Regions from separate parts of the Homo sapiens genome. Here regions 1 and 2 are each linked to region 3. The links are chromatin loops, found by intact Hi-C in ENCODE. Cell type or tissue: endothelial cell of umbilical vein. All regions are shown on one strand. Region 1 overlaps DAAM1 (dishevelled associated activator of morphogenesis 1). Region 2 overlaps DAAM1 (dishevelled associated activator of morphogenesis 1). Region 3 has its middle 59 kb from the start of GPR135.

Evidence for each region. A loop is a pair of places that touch in the nucleus more often than their neighbours do. Peaks named below come from ENCODE experiments on the same cell type or tissue, not always from the same donor. Only the 100,000 strongest peaks of a DNase experiment are listed, where the experiment ranks them.
Region 1: a loop joins it to region 3, with 7 times the contacts of the local background. A loop is called at or near these places in 3 of 110 quality-filtered maps.
Region 2: a loop joins it to region 3, with 4 times the contacts of the local background. A loop is called at or near these places in 4 of 110 quality-filtered maps.

What each region holds. Positions count from the first base shown.
Region 1 is chr14:59,318,348-59,323,347 of GRCh38, reverse strand. It overlaps DAAM1 (dishevelled associated activator of morphogenesis 1), which reads right to left. Exons shown (of 25, transcript NM_001270520.2): 5 at 2,764-2,858; 6 at 123-456. Among named protein-coding and RNA genes, the nearest start is that of DAAM1, 130 kb to the right of the region's middle. In endothelial cell of umbilical vein, no CTCF peak of the experiment used is centred here; a DNase peak (open chromatin) is centred at 2,057; H3K27ac peaks cover 2,144 bases.
Region 2 is chr14:59,330,600-59,335,599 of GRCh38, reverse strand. DAAM1 (dishevelled associated activator of morphogenesis 1) reads right to left here. Exons shown (of 25, transcript NM_001270520.2): 13 at 4,912-5,000; 14 at 4,092-4,391; 15 at 3,680-3,787. Among named protein-coding and RNA genes, the nearest start is that of GPR135, 130 kb to the left of the region's middle. RefSeq lists enhancers at 3,774-4,582, 4,985-5,000. In endothelial cell of umbilical vein, no CTCF peak of the experiment used is centred here; DNase peaks (open chromatin) are centred at 9, 1,689 and 2,689; H3K27ac peaks cover 3,266 bases.
Region 3 is chr14:59,404,324-59,409,323 of GRCh38, reverse strand. No RefSeq gene overlaps it. Among named protein-coding and RNA genes, the nearest start is that of GPR135, 59 kb to the left of the region's middle. In endothelial cell of umbilical vein, no CTCF peak of the experiment used is centred here; DNase peaks (open chromatin) are centred at 1,883 and 2,583; H3K27ac peaks cover 2,314 bases.

The DNA of each region.
Region 1 (5,000 bases), 86 kb after region 3:
ACTGTGAGTAATCACCACAAGAGGACATCTCAAGTAACATTCCCCTTTCAGGGACAGGAAAAGCACGTGTTTGAGCAGACTTTAAAGAAGGGGTGAGTGAAGAAGGCTGAGCGAACACCCACCTGAAAGCGGGTCCTTTCGCTGGCATACTTCTGGTAGTGCAGCATGGCCTGCAGAACCTTCTTGTGGCCCCCGGGAACCAGGCACACGGCGCCCAAGATTTCCAGCACGGCCACCTTCGTTTTAATGTTCTCTGTGCTCAGACTCTGAGCAATTACATTAATACTCTCAGAATGAGCCAGGACGTGAGCCCGGCCTTGAGAGTTGTTCATTAACGCCTTTATACAGCCAATGAGAGAAGTATGTATTCGAGACTCTGAGGTCTCGTAGTCCATGGTCTTTAGAAAGTTGAGGATACATGATAGGCCATCCAAGTCGATGAATCTGGTTACAAACCTGTCATGAAGAGAAATGCACCATGCTTAAGTGCCTTTGGGTTTTATAATAGCCCCTAACAGAAAAGTCTAGAGGGCAGGGGAAAGAAAGATTTAGTTCCTAAAGTGCCAAAAGGCTTACATTGATGAAGTCTTTTTAATTCTTTGCCTCTTCCTTGGCACAGACCCAATAGTCAGTTCTAACCAAAAGTGTGAAAAAAAACCCCTCCATTTGTGATAAACATATCTCAATGGGTACAAAGAACCAAACAACAGATCATATATTCATAAAAAATTAGAAGCAAGAGAATACTCGGAATACATATCTTGTCTTAGATTAAAACCATCTGCTGTTCCTGTGTTATTTAGCATACAGTTCCCATGCCCCCACCCCAATCCTTTTTTTTTTTTTCTTTAAGAGAGACAGGGTCTTGCTCTGTCATAGCTCACTGCAGCCTTGAACTCTTGGGCTCAAGTGATCCTTCCACCCCAGCCTCCCAAGTAGCCGGGACTACAGGTGCGTGCCACCATTCCCAGTCAATTTTTTCTTTTTAACTTTTTTTTTTAAGAGGTGGAGACTTGCTATGTTGCCCAGACTGGTCTTGAACTTGTGGCCTCAAGCAAACCTCCTGTCTCAGCCTCCCAAGTAGCTGGGATAGTGAGTGACCATGTCTGGCCCATGCGCTTTTATATGTTGATTGCTGACGCACTTTTAAGTGCTGATCACTGACCCAAACACCCTATCAATGAAAGTCAAAAGCTTCCTTAAATTCCAGGATATTTGCTTGTTGAACAAATGATAATCTACATCCCTAAGGTTTTGTGACAAAATTCTTCTCTTATATGACATGCTACATGGAATCTCAATATTCCATGTACACTGAATACAATAATAAAGCAATACTTTATTGTTGCATACTAACGTTATTAATATTTCTTACACTTAAGTTAATCAATGAGACTAACTCACAATGCACATGTACATATTAAAGCCACCGAAAAGTTCAGAAGTAACATAACCTGTTTATGTGATAAATTTTCCAAACTTATTTAGGCTTGGATATCGATTAACATCTGAGAGTGCAGAACATATTGAGAGAAATGCTGATACAGTTAGGATAGTCTAGATCTCTGTCATATAACTACACAGTATTTTTCATGAGTCAGACTTTTCTTAGTTTGCATTTTATAGTCAAATAAAGAAAGGGAATCTTTATTTTCTAGGCTTTTCACCCAACCACATGACCCAGATGTAGCCAAGCTCGTTAAACCAGTTGGCTTCATTCATAGCACCTGTGCTCATGTAATGTACTTATAAGAACCTCAGCATCTCAGCAAATCCTAGAGGCATTAAAGGAATGAAAGTGCAGGAGGCACAACATAGAAGCTGATTATCAGAGAGGAAATGAATCACTGTTGCCAGAAAGTGTACCCATCTTTAAAGAAAAGTAATACTTGTATTGAGAAATAATTCACATGCCATAAAATTCACCCTTTTAAAGTGTACAATTCAGTAGCTTTTAGTATATTCACAGAGCTGTGTGACCAACAACACTAGCTAATTTTAGAACAGTTTAATCACCCAAAGAGAACATTTTCCCCACTTCCTCAGCTCCTGGCAACCACTAATCTACTTTCTGTTTCTATGGATTGGCCTATTCTGGGAATTTCTTATAAATAGAATCATACAGTGTGTGGTCTCCTTTGTTACTGGCTTCTCCCACTTAGCATATTTCAAGGTCATTTCATGTTGTAGCATGTATCAGTACTTCATTCCTTTTTTTTGTAGCCAAATTATATTCCATTATGTGGATATATAACATTTCATTTATCCATTCATCAGCTGATCAATATACGGGTTATTTTCACTTCTTGGCTATCATGAATAATGCCGATATGAACATCTGCATACATGTTTTTGGGAGACATGTCTTCATTTCCCTTGGCTACATTCCGAGGAGCAGAATTATTGAGTCATATGGCAACACTATATTTAACATTCTGAGAAACTGTTAAAACCCTTTTCCAAAGTGGCTTCACAATTTTACATTCCTAGCAGCAATGAATGAGGGTCCCAATTTTTCTACATTCTTGTCTACTAACTTACCATTGTTAAAGTCTCTCTCTGTTTTGTTTTTTTTTAGCCATCCTAGTGGCTGCCTACATACCTTTTCACAGAAGAAAATAACTTTATTAAATGTTAATGATTAAAGTATGTTATGGTTTAATTTTATGGTTTTAACTTAAGACTTCCTAGAAGGTTTGACTATTGCAAAAAAAGGAAGGAAGGAGAGAAAAAAAAAAAACATGCCATCCAGGGGAAAATTACCTCATTGGTTTTGTCCTCAGTGCTGTCTTTAAACTCTCTATAGTTTTACTTCTTTCTTCTTCTTCTTCCTTCTCTAAAGCCAGCAGAGATTTTCTCTATGCAAAGAAAACAGAAGTTACTTCTTCAAATTCTATTTTTTAATTACAGTACAAACAAGACAAACCTACAGATTATTTGTCACTATCACTTTAAATATAAACAACAAATCTATGATTAAGTAAGTTAAGTCTTTCAAATTTTAAATAAAGCCTTAGGGAAAAGTTTAGAAATCTTCGTAGAGATGACGTTGCCCAAATGCTTGTATAACTATTCTATAATTACACTTTGATGTAGATACTACTACTTGTATTTGATAGAAATAAGACTGAACCTGTAGTTGAATACAACATTCTGGCAATTAAAGATAATAATACCATCACATTATCAAAAACAGGAGGTGGGCAGCAGTCCTCCTATGCTACCATTCCTATTCCTCAGCCAAAAAGTGTAATCAAGACCAAAGGGATTTTGTTACATCTAATTATTTTTTAAGAGGAAAAATTAATTTGGAGCTATTACTAGGATAGACAATTCCTTCAGAGTAAATGCGTAACTTCTAGAAATTATTCAACATCATTTAGAAATCAGGATATGGAGTGAGTGTGTGTGTGTGTGTGTGTGTGTTTCTACCCAGGGATCTGCTAGAGCAGTGCTTCTCAAACTTTAATATGGATATGAAAATCACCTGAGGATAGTGTTAAACTATGGAGCCTGGTTTGGTATGTCTGGGGTGAGGTCTGAGATGTTGCATTCCTGACAAATTTCTAGGCAATGCTGATGCCGCAGAAGCAAGGTTCCATGTAAGATTGCAGTTGTTATTATAAAATTGAGAATGCCAGTAAGGTGTCTAGACCTTTCCATTCCCTTTCACTCTGTGATCACCTGGTTGCACTAAAGTACCCCAAGTCTTATGACTCCAGGATCCTCCATCCATGGAGCTCCTGGTCCCTTTTCTTCATCCTATTCTGAACACACGCTTGTCTAGTTTAATCTTTTTACCTATTACAAATTCTGATAGAAATGCTTGGCTGAGAAACAGATTGGGGTGACTGTATTGAAAAAGAAAAGCTTGACTCATATCCATGGGTCTCAATGACCCAGTCTCAGCCTTTCTTTCAGGACCATAACTCATCAAGAGTGACAATCAATAGTATCAGCATTAAGTAACTAATGTTAACTAAAAGCTAAATATGATTTCATAATGAGAAGGGTAAAGATCAAAGCAAAATAAATATAATACATCAGTATCATTTATGGCAACTGAAATAAAACCCAGTAGTTTTTTCGGTCTTTAAAATCTTGTTATTGTTTCTGCAAAGTTGTCCTCTTGCTGGTGATGCTCACAGACAGCTGTCACCAGGGGATGGTGAGTAAGGAAGCTGGGTGCAGAGACAGCCAATGAATTCTCCCAAAGCTCCCTGAGACCCATCCCCTGGAAAACTCACACAAATCCAGCCAAGAACGTTTAATCTCCAATGACATAGCTGAACTCGTTTGGACTCTTATGCAATCACTTTGAATCTGTAGCTCAGAATCCAGCCTTTTATGAAGATCATTCCTTGTTCCTAAGCTTAATGACACAAAACTATCCCCAAATTAATGACTACACATTTTACTGCGGGTCACTAGTACAAATAAAACTGCATGTATTTATCCTTTTAAAAATCCTGGAGAGGGTGGCACATTTGAATAGCAGCAGTCTATATTAAGTTTCTCCATACTAGAGTTGGGAGATTTATGAAATGTCAAAGAAAATTAAGTTGGAAATTCCTTTCCCAATACTGTGTAAGGAACATAACCTTTCAAAACAGAAAAGACTACAACATTTTCTATGTGTGATTTTTCAGATTTGGTTCTGAGATTATATTTATCGTGCTGAGATAACTGAGGATATGTAGCTGAACTTGATGTTCTAAATGTGACTTTTCAAAATAAAATAATTTCTACAAAGTTTAAAGCTTTCAAGCCTCACATTTAGGAAGAAGGTTTAATTTGCAACTTTTAGTAGATAAGGGAGATGCCTAGATTTCTGAAGATGATTACTATGCCAAATATCTAGTATGCACAGGCCTTGTGGAGGCTTCTTTGAATGCTCTATGCACTTACTAAATACCTGCTCACATGAGAAGCAGGCAAAGGACAAAGCGCATCCTTGCAGAGGGTCTTTCTGTCAAAGCTGCTAAGGTGTACATTGGAAC
Region 2 (5,000 bases), 74 kb after region 3:
TTAGGTAAATGTAGTGCCTTTAGCTCATTTCCCCTCTATTCAATTGTATGGATAGAGAGAAATGAATTTATAGCATCTAGGGATGAAAATTTCCCATAAAACGGAGATGAATATTGTTTAATTGTATCTGAAAAGTACTGCTATGCAATGTGCTACCATTTAAATCAGTCTTTTGTGGCTGACCTGGAAATCATGTATAATGTAGTTTCAATGAGAAAAAGAGGACCTGAGATTCAAGACATTGACTTTCAAATGAACTTTTGGAATGTGAGTGGAGAAATAACTGCCTGCTATTAGATCCCATTTCATGTGGCACATAAGCTTACATAATCAGCTCTGCACACCTTTGATATTTACACTGAAAAAAAATTCTGAATAGGAGTAGTCTTGTTCTTAAAGCTGGAGTGAAAGAAAATCCTATACAAAGTCTGACATTTATAATGAGTAAAAACCATGGGGAAGAGCAAAGTGAAATTGGGAATTATGTCCCTTTGGAGTTACTAAATACACACCAAGCCATGTTTTTATTATCTATAAAATATGAATATCTACTCATAGAGTTGGGGGTGAGCATTAAGGAAGAAAATAAGTATAAGAGCTCCATTGAGAACTAAATCTTAAGGTTGATGAGATTGGGAACTGTGCATATCATACTTGGCATCAGGAATGTAATGGATGCTTAATATTATCATCTTGTAGTCCATATTATAGTTATTTACAGCTTTTTCTCATCTCTGCTTTTATACTGTAAGTTACACTGTGGGCCTGTGCAAAAATTTAACACATTTTCATCCTTTGAAGTACTTTGTATACAAAGCAGACAATATAAGTTCTCATTTTAATGATTCCTCACATCAACTGGATATATTTTATGCAGATATGTGTAAGCATATATGTGTGTGCATATACACTTATGTTTGTATATATCCCCTAAGTGTCATTTCTCAGTATTCATCTAAATTATACTAATCCGACACTACTGAGATTTTTCCAAAATCTTACTCTGTGCAGGGTTCCTGTTGCATGCATACAGGTAATGGTATTCATGCCATTACCTTTGTAATGTTCCTTTGCCTCTCTGAGAATTGTATCTAGCCAAACAACTGGCTGAAGTCCAGAGAGTTTGAACAGGGTGTCATGACTCTGGAGGGAGGAAAAAGGAGACATCATGGAAAAAAATAGATCCCGAGTATTCATTTGCGAGTAGAAAAGAGAGCAGTTCAAGTGAATTATATAATGCACTGCCAAGACTGAAATGAAAATGCATAGGTCTTGAGTATTTCCATTGGTCATGAGATAAGGGGACATTTAATGACAGGCAACCCATTTTCTTTACTGTGTCCTATATATTCCAACTAAAGTGTCCACATCTTTGGATTTTCTATCAGAATTCAGTAATTTCAATAAAATGGCTCAAATTATCCTTATTTAGAAAATATATTTACAGTTAAAAAATTCTCATTTCAAATTCTTGCACCAAAAGAGAAAACCTACTTGAATTACTCAAGCTGATCAGGTATGCTGAAATGTTTCTCCAGGAAGTGCTATTGAAAATATGGTCACAACTGATTCTACTTACTGGTCTACTTAGTGTTAAGTATAACTGAAATGTTCTGGACTCTCCTGACTGGAATGCATACTGATTACTTAAACAGTGTTGGTTGCTAGGAGACAATTACCCAATTGCTAGGCTTTCTGCAATCTTGTCTCCCAGAGCTCTTGAGAACTGTCCACATATTTGTCCCAGAGCATTTTGGCAGTATCCTTCTGCACCTTCTGCTGAAAGCCAGTTAATTATGAGTCTTGTAAACTTAGGTCTTTCAACCACCTGCCTTTATAATAAATGCAACCCACATGCTCAGACTTGAATAGCATCATTTGGAACAACTGCTGCTTTTCCTTCCTTTAATTTACTTCTCTACGTTCTCAAATCTTCATATTAGGCAACCAGCATGGAACAGTATCAGCGATCAAAACTGAAGTGGGAAAGCAATGGGACATGTAGCCAGGTTAGAAGATTATTTGAATTATCAGGAAATTTGCTAAAATGGATCAAGATTCCATGTCAAGGCCAAGGAGACACCTTCTCAGGACAGCAGACAGAGAAAGAGGCAGCATGTTGCAGCCAATCAGGAATGAGTCTGGTCACAGTCCCTGCCACGTGAGGACTCTAAAGACAACTTTTGTCCTTTGAAGGATAAATTGTTTTGCTTTCTATTGGCCAATGCCTTATCTTCATTGTGTTTTTTTCATCTTCCCTTATTTGGTGTGTATAGCATTGCCCAAGTTTGCCTTTCTACTTACAGTAGGGGTGGGCAGCTGAGGGCTCCTGTTTTAAGGGTTCATGTCACTATGGCAGGCAACCGCCTCTATTTTTGTATTTTATTAAAGTAGCATAAAAGGCATTGCAGAAAAGCTTTCCCTTTCTTAAGGAAAAATATTCATTTAAATATTGGCTTTTCCCCCCCATTTCAGATGTATCAAAGGCCATTTTGAAAAACAAAACAAAATGAAACAAGAAACCCTTAGTTTTTGTTTCTCCCCCTAGCCTGAGTCCATCTACTCTTTTGGTGCTCAGTATTTCTTTTCTGATACACTCTTTCTTGGGGACTAAGCCAAGGAAACCAACTAGGAAGTCTGCTGCTTGTTTAAGGATGCTCCACCCATGATTCATCTGGGAGTTAAGGGCCTCTCAGTAAAGCCCAAGGAAAGCCCCGTAAGAGGCCCAGCATTCGTGTGTTCCTGTTTAGGATGAACTCTGCTCTCTCCATCATTCCACCTCTTCAGTCATACTTAAGAATCTTTCTTCTCACACTACTGGACTCAAGTTTTCTCTTCTCAAGGCTTTGATTATTTGGGATCCTACTCCACCTTTTCTTTTTTCTTCTGAAACTCTCCAGACCTGGCCACCTTGCTGTGTTCTCTTCTGGTCTAACTTTAAGAGGCTGTATCACGATGCCCTCTTGAAGAACAAGAGGTACCACACAGATGTGACTGGGGCTCACATAGTGATGCCTTGTCAATGTGGAGTGCCAGCAGGCACCAAATCACATGTTTTTGCTACTATTACAAAAGCTTTGCTCACTTTTCAGTAGCGTCTCTGGTCCTATTTGCACCATTACCATCTCCCCACTTGCTCGGTCTTTACAACCCCACTTCTGTTCATGACATATAGTAAAAACTCCTAAGTTCCATCTACTGGCCAAATTATAGTCATTTAAAAACCTCCATACTTCTAAAAATTCCATCCATTTCACAAAGAATTCTGCTTCAAATGGTAACCATTTGATATGTATTTTTAAAAAATTCAGATGAACCAAAATAGCTTTAGATACAAACATTGTGGGGTGACAATTTAAGTTACTTAACTCTTCTACTTTCTCCTGGTGAACCATTTTGACTAAATACAAGTGACAGCATACAAAACTCTTTACACCAATAGAGACAAGGTCTTAGACATATACCAGATATGAAACTCCCTAACAAGGAGCTTATATATCTTCGACTGTTCACATACAACTAACAGGCACTTGGACGGAGACACGGACATGCACAGGGTAGATCCAACAGCCTAGAATTCATATGCCGGTCACATCACGGCCATGGCTGATGGGCCAGAGATCATGCATAAGACATGATTTTTCTACCTTTTTGGTGTCTGGAGGGCATATGCTGTTACCTGCTGTCTTTGATAGGCAGAGAAGGTTCTTTCCAGGTCTTCAAGATCTAGAATTTTGAAGACTTTTGTATCATCAATTTCGGTCCATACTGTTCCTTCCAGTTTGTTCTAGAAACATCAATGTAATAAGTGCTATAGTTTACAGTTATACATAAAAAGAACAGGGATGGTTATTTAAAAAGTGCTTCTATCCCAAATTTTTCAGTCTACCAGACACTCAAAGTGACGGGTTTCAAACAATGTGTCATTTATTTCAGAAGCTTTATCACTTAAATATCTGAGCTAGTGAGAACTCTTGGTCCACATTAGAAAATGAAATCATTTAACAGCCAGGGCTGTTTTCCCTTTCAGTGATAACACAATGAGCTGCTAATGCTATCCATTAAAGGGAAAACTGGAACAAATGGCTCACCTCGGGCAGTTTAGACCAGTTGAAGGATTTCAGGGCATTTGTGGGCTGAGGAATGCTTTTCTTCTTCAGTGCTAGGCCCATTGGAGCACCAGGAGGTGGCATGATTGCCCCTAAGGGAGGAGGCCCTGGGGGAGGAGGAGGGCCACCTGGAGGGAGGGGAGGCGGTGGAGGGGGAAGCATCCCACCTGGTAGAGGTGGGGGTGGTGGGGGAGGAAGGAGAGATCCAGGCACAGAGGAAGGAAAGGGCCCTCCTGGTGCTCCAGGCGAGGGTCCACCTGGGATTGAAGCACAGACGGCCCTCTGAAAAGATAAAAATAGGAAAAGAAAGATCAATGGAAGAAGTAAATTCATTGAATGATTTAAGAGTCTGTAACTTGGCCTAAAATGTTTATTATAGAGAAATTCACCCTTCTGAGAATGTTTAAAGGATCGGTAAAGTCGAATGGACTCTTTTGGGCCTTTATGGACTCCAGTGCATCAACCTTTTGTACCTGACACTCAAGTACTTGTCTGGGATGCATTCATATCTCTCTCACTTCTTGCACCATCACAGACAGTCTGGTTTTCATGAAGTCAGTTTTCACTTTAAGAAGCTAATGCAATTTCCTTTGCTCTTAGATTTGTACAGTATTTAAAAATGCACCCCCAAACAGCCTCTGCTGCCTACATGATAGCAGAGGGAGTGAGTCTCCTAATTGTGATGAATCATGAGCCATTTCAGATTTTATTCCCCCAGTATGAAGTTCTCTACTTAAGGGTGAGGGGCTCTAGGGTCAGTGAGGCCTTGGCAGCTGCCCGTGAGCTGAGCGGAAGACCTCACCCTGCTGAGCTCATGGAGCTGTGCTGTGAGGTCCGCCACCTGCTGCTTGACTTGCTTATGCTCAGTAGTCTCCTTTTCAAGTTTCTCTT
Region 3 (5,000 bases):
CATGGCGAAACCCTGTCTCTAATAAAAATACAAAAATCAGCCAGGCATGGTGGTGGGTGCCTGTAATCCCAGCTACTTGGGAGGCTGAGGCAGGAGAATCACTTGAACCTGGGAGGTGAAGTTTGCAGTGAGCTGAGATCATGCCATTGCACCCCAGCCTGGGTTACAAGAGCAAGACTACATCTCAAAAATAAATAAATAAGTTATTTAAAGGAAAGTTCAGATGTGATTTGGAAGTAGGTTTGAAAAAGTTGTCAATAGGTGAGTTCAGATGGCAATTATTTCCCAGTCTGTCTCTTGACTGGGTACAAATTTTTGGACAATTAAAGGGATTCCTTAGGTGTCATTTTCTCATTCTTGGCATTTTAGTTAATTTTCAAAATAAATTAGTATAAAAAACAAAATTAAAGGATCTAAGGGCTGGGCTGGATGATCATAATTGAGCTACCGGAGACTGAGGGTGCTTGGACTAGATTAGTGACATTTCAAGTTTTTCTTTAATAACAAAACCCTTGGTTCACACAGATCGCTTTTGCTTAAGCAGAAATGGGGACCCAGTGTCTTGCTTATCTGGCTCATCAGCCCTATGAAGACCCCAGATTAGTCATTTGCATCAGTTAGGACCTTCACTTGCAAACAACAGAATCTGACTTTGGCCAGTTTTCAAAATTGCTAGGAAAGCTGAAGAATTAAGCTTCAGAAAGGAAACCAGAATCAGGGAAGCTCCTGGGTTTGGAGACACAGGAACTAAAAGGGCAGTCTCTTCAGGAGTTGTCATCAGGACCAGACTTGGTGTTCCTCAGTGCTGATTGCCTTGCTTGGGTCACATGTCTATCCCTTGGTCTGGGGGTGTGGGACATTTTGATTGCTCATCTGATCAGGCAGGGGATGGTTAGCAGAAAAGAGGGATGTTAGGAGAATAAAAAATCAAGTGTCCAGTATAGTGCCTTTGAGGTCCCCTCCAAGCCCAGGATTCTATGGCTGTTCCATACTTCTACTGTTCAATCATTAAAGAATTCCCATTTGAGAACCAAAGTGATGCCTTGGCTCCAGAGAACTAGCTGCAGGCTCTGTTCTCATTTCAAGATTTAAACTTGTAAAATAGCAGCATTAACATAGAAGACAAAAAAAATTAAGGAGATAATGGCAGTTTCTTTTGTGGTTCTTTTTTATTCAGTATTTGTTAAGAGCCCAGAGTTCCAGTTAGATCACAATTAAATTATGTATGACCTCGATTAAATATCTTAATTTTCCTGAGCTTCTGTTTCCTCATCTGTAAAATATGACCAAAAATACTTCGTTGGGGGTTTTATTGGGTTGTTCTGTGGGAAATGCTTGTTTCAGTGCCTGGCCTTAATAAGTGGCAGTTAGTACTATTTTTCTGTAAAGGAATTCCCTCTCAAATGTTAATCATGGAAATTTATATGGTCATATTTTAATGAGCTCATTTTCATTAATTCACTGAAGCTTGGAGGCATGGGAACAGATATATATTCTTGGGTTCTCAACAACCAAGCCCAGGAGACTAACAAAATGAACAGTGAAAATTCAATGAAGCTACAGATTTGTGCTCTGTGAGCCCAAAAGTGTCTCACATGGATGTGTCCAGGTATGTAACTGGACACATTACATACCTGGACATTGCTGTATTCGACAGCAACTGGAGAACCATTATAGAAGATGCATTACAAGGCTCACTCTGAAGATTTACCCTAGCTTTTTCTGGAAAGGTTTCCTCCTTGGTGACTTCCATATAATGGCATGAATAGTATATTTCTGTAGAATTTTGATTATATCCTGTCTATTCTCTGTCCTTTGGCAAACTGGAGTGGTTGCTATGACTCCCTGGTACATCATTGTGATGACTAAAGTAAAAATGAGTTTCAGGGCAAAAATGTGTACTGGGAATTGTGAAACCACATGCTTCCGCAAGCAACGCACTAACGGAGGATTTTAAAACAAAGAGTGACTGAAGTCTGGGGAGAGAATTTCACTCAGTTCATCACAAGCACTTTATTAAGAATGGGAAATAGGGAAAAGAGCTGTTTCTAATGCAGATTTACAAATTATCCTGGTGTTACCAGAATTATATCTGAGAGGGGGAGATTCCTGCCCCTTTGTCAACAGAGCATCCTTCCTGTGGAGATTGTGAGTTGGAAAGTCTGTCTTTCCCTACCAGAAACAAATGCCAGTATTCAGAAATTGAGTCAATCCTTCAGAAGTCTTCCATCTTATTATTTCTTAAACCAATGAACCAAAAGCATTTATTTACCACCTACCTTCCTTTTTATTCATCACCATGCTGCCTGCCTGAGCTCTCAGAAGAGAAGAGTGATTCCAACACTTATGGATTGTATATTCTACATGGGGAGACAAGATGTAAACACACAAAATATTAACGCCAAATAGAAATCCATTTGAAATGAAAACTCATTCCTGTGGCTCCCAGGCCTGTTAGAGCAGGATAGCTGGCAAAAATCCCTTGCTCAGCTGGAGGAGTTTTCCATCAGTAAGCTTATCTGTACCTAAAGGAACAGAGTCCAAATTTGTCAACAGATCACGTTTGAAGGAACAGGCAATTTGTTGAAGTCATTTCGGATGCAGGAAATCCTGTGTTTACTACCTAGGAAATACTACTAAAAATTTGGATTTTTTTTTCACCTTGTAACGCTCTTTTGAATTGAAATTTGGCAACAGAGCCACTGCTGATAAGAACGTGGCTCAGGAAATGACAACACAGTGATAGCAGATTATACACAATAGACCTTGCTTCTTTGTTTTCACTCTGGTTCTCAAAGATAGTTGATAGACTTCAATCCTTCCGGGAGTCCAGACACTCCCAGGTTCATTCCAAGCCCACATCTGTAGCACTAATGCTTCAGACAGGCATTGCCATCTCCCTGAAAATGTTTCAAGGACATAAAGAAATGTCTAGGAGTTGCTGGTATGATGGCTGAATAGGAACAGCTCCAGTCTGCAGCTCCCAGCAAGATCAATGCAGAAGGTGGGTGATTTCTGCATTTCCAACTGAGGTACCTGCCTCATCTCATTGGGACTGGTTAGACAGTGGGTGCAGCCTATGGAAGGTGACCCAAAGCAAGGTGGGGAGGTAGCCTCACCCAGGAAGTGCAAGGGGTCAGGGAACTCCCTCCCCTAGCCAGGGGAAGCCGTGAAGGATTGTGCTGTGAAGAATGGTGCATTCTGGCCTAGATACTACATTTTTCCCACGGTCTTCACAACCTGCAGACCAGGAGATTCCCTCAGGTGCCTACACCACCAGGGCCCCGGGTTTCAAGCACAAAACTGGGCTGCCGTTTAGGCAGACACCGAGCTAGTTGCAGGAGTTTTTTTTTTTCATTCGCCAGTGGTGCCTGGAATGCCAGTGAGACAGAACTGTTCACTCCCTGGGAAAGGGGGCTGAAGCCAAGGAGCCAAGTGGTCTAGCTCAGCAGATCCCACCCTCATGGAGCCCAGCAAGCTAAGATCCTTTGGCTTGAAATACTGTAGAACTTAAAGTATAATAAAAATAAAAAATAATAAAAAAAATTCTCATTGTCAGCACAGCAGTCTGAAGTCGATCTGGGATGCTTCACCCAAGTTGAAGCAGTGTGGGGCATTGCCTCACCCGGGAAGCACAGGGGGTCAGGGGATTTCCCTTTCTTAGCCAAGGGAAGCTGTGACTGTCTGTACCTGGAAAAATGGGACACTCCCGCCTGAATACTGTGCTTTTCTGATGGTCTTAGCAAATGGCACACCAGGAGATTATATCCCGTGCCTGGCTCAGTGGGTCCCATGCCCATGGAGCCTTACTCACTGCTAGTGCAGCAGACTGAGATCAACCTGCAAGGCAGCAGCCTGGCAGGGGGAGGGGCGTCCACCATTGCTGAGGCTTGAGTAGGTAAACAAAGCAGCTGGGAAAGTTCGAACTGAGTGGAGCCCACTGCAGCTCACCAAGGCTGGCTACCTCTGTAGACTCCACCTCTGGAGGCAGGGCATAGCTGAACAAAAGGTGGCAGAAACTTCTGCAGACTTAAATGTCCCTGTCTGTCAGCTCTGAAGAGAGCAGTGGTTCTCCCAGCACAGTGTTTGAGCTCTGAGAACGGACAGACTGCCTCCTCAAGTGGGTCCCTGATCCCCGTGTAGCCTGACTGAGAGACACCTTCCAATAGGGGCCAACTGACACCTCATACAGGTGGGTGCTTCTCTGGGACGAAGCTTCCAGAGGAAGGATCAGGCAGCAATATTTGCTGTTTTGCAATCTTTGTTGTTCTGCAGCCTCTGCTGGTGATACCCAGGCAAACAGCGTCTGGAGTGGACCTCCAGCAAACTCCAACAGACCTGCAGCTGAGGGACCTGACTGTTAGAAGGAAAACTAAAAAGCAGAAAGGAATAGCATCAACATCAACAAGAAGGAAATCCACACCAAAACCCCATCTGTAGGTCACCAACATTAACGACCAAAGGTAGATAAAACCACAAAGATGGGGAGAAACCAGAGCAGAAAAGCTGAAAATTCTAAAAACCAGAGTGCCTCTTCTCCTCCAAAGGATCACAACTCCTCGCCAGCAATGGAATAAAGCTGGATGGAGAATGATTTGATGAGTTGACAGAAGTAGGCTTCAGAAGGTCAGTAATAACAAACTTCTCTGAGCTAAAGGAGGATGTTTGAACCCATTGCAAGGAAGCTAAAAACCTTGAAAAAAAGATTAGATGAATGGCTAACTAGAATAAACAGTGTAGAGAAGACCTTAAATGACCTGATGGAGCTGAAAACCATGGCATGAGAACTACATGATGCATGCACAAGCTTCAGTAGCCGATTCAATGAAGTGGAAGAAAGGGTATCAGTGATGGAAGATCAAATTAATGAAATAAAGTGAGAAGAGAAGTTTAGAAAAAAAAAAAGAGTAAAAGGAAATGAACAAAGCCTCCAGGGAATATGGGACTATGTGAAAAGACCAAATCTACGCTTAATTGGTGTACCTGAAAGTGACGGGGAG